2 separate regions of the Homo sapiens genome follow, and region 1 is linked to region 2. The links are chromatin contacts, found by Hi-C or POLR2A ChIA-PET in ENCODE. All regions are on one chromosome and are shown on one strand. The core of a region is the stretch at or near the end of the contact, and the rest is flanking DNA. Distances in the headings are between cores, read along the strand shown.

Region 1 (2,700 bases), core at 5-2,504, 140 kb after region 2:
GCCACCCGGGTTTGAGCAATTATCTTGCCTCAGCCTCCCGAGTAGCTAGGATTACAGGCACACACCACCATGCCCAGATAATTTTTTTTGTATTTTTAGTAGAGATGGGGCTTCACCATGTTGGCCAGGCTGGTCTCGAACTCCTGATCTCAGCCTCCTAAAGTGCTGAGATTACAGGCGTATTTTAGCTTTTTGAAGAGGGTAGGATGGAGAAAAAGATGAAGAGGGAGAAAACCAAACTTCCTAACTAAATTTTGTGAAATAATTATATTTCAGTGACACAGTGAAATTCTTTGTATGGTTGTTCTTTCTGAAAAGAGCGAAATGAAATAGGATTGAGAATCCTGACTATACCAATAGATTTTCTTTTAAGGCTGCGTCTGTTCTGCAGTGTTTGGGTAAAGCACTTTCTGTGCATTGTGAAATAAAACACGCCTAGATTGTTAAAAAAAAAAAAAAAAGGCTGTCAATTTTCCGTTAAAGCCTTTTATCTGTACTTTACCCCTTCCCTCCAGCAGATTCTAAACTCTTCATTCACACCCACTATTGTCACTTCCACACTAAATTAAACAAACTCAGTTCGATCACTGCAGTTTTTGGAAGCACAAAGTAACACTATACAAGTTAGAGAAAGTGAAAGAACTTCTTTCTAAATTCAAACGGCTGAACAAGGAAACATTCAGGTAGGCAGAGTCCTTGCAGTTTCTGTTCTTACCACAGAAAAACTTAAAGAAGCCACATTCTGGATGTTGTTTTTCATGTTAACAAAAAGTCCAGACGGACCCCATAGCTCACAGTGCTTCTTCTCACCCCTCGCCCCTCCCCAAACTCCATCGACCCAGAAGCATTAATTTCATAAGGAAGAGAAAACTTGGCTTTCTACTAAATTCAGCTCTGAATTCAGCCCTCCATTTCCCAAGGGCTAGGACCCAGAGCCAAGTCAGCCCGCCCCTCCCTCTCGCTCCCAGACCTGAGCTGCGGATGCTGCAGCCCAGCACTCCTCCAGGTTTGGAAAAGGCGGCTACGCTGGGCAAGTTTGGAAAGTTCTGGGAGAAGAGCGAAAGGAGGGAGTGTGTGTTGGCTCTTTTCCTTTCCTTGGAAAGCACTTAACAAGAATGACACCCTACCCCCACATCAAATGCCTTCTCTTGCAGTCCTGGTTGTTTTATAAAAACTGAGTTCGTGTCTTTAATGCCAGGATTTTCTTCCTGGTAGTAAGCATTGGCTAATGATTGCCAGTCGGCTTCTGCGTCTGTGTGCCATGTGACCTGGACACGTGACTTGGAGCCGGCTGTGGTTGTTACTTGTATTTGAATAAGAAGATCAAGCTTATTATTGCAGTAAAAGCCTGTGGGACTTGTCTGTGCAACGTGATTCCCCAGGCGGGTTACACAACGCACCGTACAGCCTCGTCTTCCAGAGGCTCCAGTTGTTTCGTAAGGTAAAACAAACACGATTTTATATTTTCCAAAGTGAAAGTCCATTTTCCCCCTGGAAAGTGTCTGATGATCCTGGAAAAAGATGAAGCCTAGTTTCTCCAAACCCTGTTAGTCCCCTTGGTACAGTAAGGTAGAACTACTGCCCAGCACACAATTAGAGAAAAAAAAACAAATCCAGTCTCCTTTTCAAATAAAGATTTAGGATTGACGTTAGAGAAAAAAACATCCAGTCTCCTTTTCAAATAAAGATTTAGGATTGATGTTAGAGAAAAAAACAGATCCAGTCTCCTTTTCAAATAAAGATTTAGGATTGATGTTAGAGAAAAAAACAGATCCAGTCTCCTTTTCAAATAAAGATTTAGGATTGATGTTAGAGAAAAAAACAGATCCAGTCTCCTTTTCAAATAAAGATTTAGGATTGACGTTACCTTTTACTATTTCCCCTTCTCCCTTCCTAAAAAGTCTTCAAGATATGCTCTTATCTACCTATAAAGAATTTACACTAAAAATGACGTTTTTAAATTTAAAATTTAAATGGCACGTTCATTTTGCGATTTTTTTCCCTTAGATTTCTACAACATTAATAGTTAAATTTTTATTGTCCACATACCCTGTAAAAGAGACATCAGAAGGATTCATCTTTTTGTAGGTGAGAAGAGCTGGATGTTCCCTTCAGGTTAGGATGTATGCGTGCATATATATATGCAAATATATGCAGATTTACCCCAGGAGGGCTTTTCCACGACCAAGAAGGTGACATCTTTACCATGCATGTTTTAATACTTTCCCCACCCCAATGCTGAAGAAGCCCTGCTATAATTTGCTTTCTTCTGCCTCTAAGGGTGATGACTCAACTACAGAGGCAAGATCAGGGAGGAACAATAGCTTTGGTTATCTCTAATGAGCGATCCAATAACCATCAAACCAGTGAGTTCTCTCAGCCCAAGGCTGGCGCCTCTGTGTGGAACCGCAAAGGGCACTTTTCTTTCTTTCTTTTTTTTTTTTTTTTAACTTTTATTTTAGGTTCAGGGGTACATGTGCAGGTTTGTTACACCGGCAAACTCATGTCACAGGGGTTTGTTGTACAGATTATTTCGTCATGCAGGTACTAAGCCTAGGACCAATTAAACATTAACTCTCCATTTTCCATTCCCCTACCCGCTGGTAACCACCATTCTGCTGTTGTCTCTAGACACTCATATAACTAGAGTCACATAGTATTTGTCCTTATGTGACTGACTTATTTCACTTAACATAATGT
Region 2 (2,700 bases), core at 114-2,613:
GCAGAGCTAACAATGAAATCTTCTTTAAGTAATTATGTTTTAAAATATTCATGTTTTGAGAATGTCTAAAAATCACAGAATCATTCAAATTATACAGTCCTCCAAATGTGATTAAAAATTTTGATAAATACATATAAGTATGCATGCAAAATAACATATTTTGTTTCATCTACTGTGGAACTTGTCTCCTGCAAACATTAAAGTTTTGAGGCTTCTCAGCACAGTTTTTGTCTCTTTTTGATTCTTGGGAAAGGGACTCTATCACTTCGTGTCTAATCTTAGTTCTCTCTTGAAATGTCTCTACCTCTGTTTTCCTACCTTTTCTCTTTCTATAGCTATGTATGTATCTGTAGCCCTCTAGATCCCATATGTGTATTCCATTTTTAACCACATGCCATATCTATTATTATCCCCTTTCCAGCCTCACACTTATAATTCACCTAACTCATCATGGAGTTCCGTTCCTCATATCAGAAAAGGTGACACATATGCATAATTCAAAGATAGGAAAATGGATAAAAAGCCATGAAGGTTGCAAACTAAGGGCCAAAACAGTAAGAAAAAGAAAAAAAAAGAAAAAAAAATGTGTTAACATGTTGTGAGTCTGATACAGCATATTTAGATGTTGGAATTAGACTACATCGTGAAATTTCTAGAAGGCCGGCAAAAACCGTATGTCTATCTATGAGGTAAACATACACTGACATCTTAATCCTTGGAGTTCAGTCCAGTTAAACAAGTATTTACTGAGGCACCCATTAGGTGGTATATGGCCTCTACCACACTGACCCTAGGAGGAGACAAAGACAAGCAATCTTGTGAAAGAAATCCTCAGGAAAGCAACTACAAAATAGTGCATAGTAATGGCTATGAGGCATTTTAAAATTTAAAGTATTATTACATTATCATCTTTAGGACATTAGTAGTCTTTTAAGCATTCTACCTATAAAATAAAAATGTGACGAGTCTGGTAAAGAATAAAAAATTGTAATTGTTAAATTGCTCTATTTCTAGTATTTCAATGTGACCACTGTTTTTTGACCTAATTTTTTTTTTTTGGATGAAGGGGTGGAAAGTAATAGAGTAAAACTTTACTTTTATTTGTATACACTTGTGTACATATAAATGTCTTTCCTGAGTCAGATTTATGGGTATGGCCAAAGACAATAAAATGAGACCAACAATCTTTTCCACACAGAATTTGCATCAAGTTTGCTCTTTTGTAAGCGGCTTCACCTGCTATTTAAATAGTCTGTTTTCTTTGTGGTCCTGCTTTTTAGACTCAAGAGCTAGCCAGAGCCTCTGCTCACCAACAGCAATCCCATCCCTCCCAGCTGGATGCCAGGCTGCTTGCCCATGGCTGGGCTTGCTGTGACCTCACTGCTCAGGGTGCACTGCAGCAGGTCTCAGACAACATTCCTTCTGCCTCCTCAGCTTGCGCTTTCCCCACCTCAGCTTGCGATTCAATGGCCGCCTAGGAGTCCTGCTGTAGTCCATTCTCCACACAAATCCCGCTCAGTAAAGCTGTATTGTGGAAGAATTGGTTCAAAGCTCTTACACAGGCTGCATTCTGAGTGTTTGCCATTACTGACCTTGTTCTGCCACTGAATATTCTGATGGGCTCCTAAATAGTCTGAGTGAAACTGCTCAAGAAGCCAGACGTGTCGTTTGTGGCAAGGCCCCTGTCTCATAGGAAGTGTGCCTCTGCTTTGTAAGTCTTCAGTTCCATCTCACTGCAATTGGATATTACATTTGTAACAGACTCTGTGGACTTCCCAAAGGACATCCTTGATTCTGTTCTGTACTTCTTTGTCCACTAGCACATCACTGCACAATGTCATGCTTCAATTTAAGGACTCAGTGACAGCTTCCAGGCTGTGTAAACAATAAAGGTCTCAAGGCTTCTTTTACTAGTCTCTCTGTAAAAATAGACTTTAGTAGGATTACATAGCATCCTTGACCTCTGCTCTAATGGTCAAACAGACTGACACAGTACTAGCTTACGGCACTTCAAATTTAGAGAATAACTGGTTAGATCTGCAGGTGAAAGACAAAAATATCTGTGCTGTGTTCAATTCTCCTATTTGAGATTTCCCTATAGGAATAAGAAATATGCCTTATTCTATCACATGCAAATAAGCCTCATCTCCTTCGAAATCCAATACTTCCTCTTTCAAAGCTATATTAAATATCAATATTATTTGTAAATGTTATTGGTACTGCTTTATATAGTCTAGATACGAGTCCTATGTCACATATATGCTTTGCAAATATCTTCTCCCAGTGTGTGATTTGCTCTTTTCTTTATTTTTGCATTTTATTTTCAACTTTTATTTTAGATTCAGGGGTACATGTACAGGTGCAAGTCTGTTATAAAGGTATTTTACCTCTCTTAATGGTATCTTTCTTGATAAAGAGGTCATGATTCTGTAAGTCCAATTTATCAATATTTTATATTTAATGCTTTAGTGGCCAGTTTAATAAATCTTTGCCTACCGCAAGATCATGATGATATCCCTCCCATGTTTTCTTCTAGAAGTTTTACTTTATTACTTTTAATATTTTAGGTATTGGTTATTTTATATTAATTTTTGTACGACGTGAGGTGGGGAAGAAGAGTATCTCGATTTTTTTTCACCCAAATGGATAATCAATTACCCCAGAAGCATTTACTGATAGGACCCACCTTTTTCTACTAAA

Evidence for each region. Hi-C counts contacts between places; a loop is a spot of excess contacts on that map. ChIA-PET counts read pairs that join two places held with the same protein, here RNA polymerase II (POLR2A). Pooled maps may share reads with other maps.
Region 1: a pooled map shows a loop between it and region 2 (2.1-fold over the local background). The contact joins two enhancer-like sites. A Hi-C loop is called at or near these places in 2 of 168 maps with a recorded cell type or tissue (PC-3 and prostate gland) and 11 of 50 pooled maps. POLR2A ChIA-PET finds 5 or more read pairs at or near these places in 3 of 52 experiments (AG04450, activated CD4-positive, alpha-beta T cell and naive thymus-derived CD8-positive, alpha-beta T cell).

Annotation. Positions count from the first base shown.
Region 1 is chr13:30,394,342-30,397,041 of GRCh38, forward strand. No RefSeq gene overlaps it. Among named protein-coding and RNA genes, the nearest start is that of LINC00426, 22 kb to the left of the region's middle. Within about 2 kb of position 1,255, at least 40 of the 41 ENCODE cell types and tissues checked have a DNase peak (open chromatin) inside an H3K27ac peak, as active enhancers do.
Region 2 is chr13:30,256,135-30,258,834 of GRCh38, forward strand. The region is part of intron 3 of KATNAL1 (katanin catalytic subunit A1 like 1); the gene reads right to left. Among named protein-coding and RNA genes, the nearest start is that of KATNAL1, 50 kb to the right of the region's middle. RefSeq lists an enhancer at 1,390-1,890. Within about 2 kb of position 1,364, at least 2 of the 41 ENCODE cell types and tissues checked have a DNase peak (open chromatin) inside an H3K27ac peak, as active enhancers do.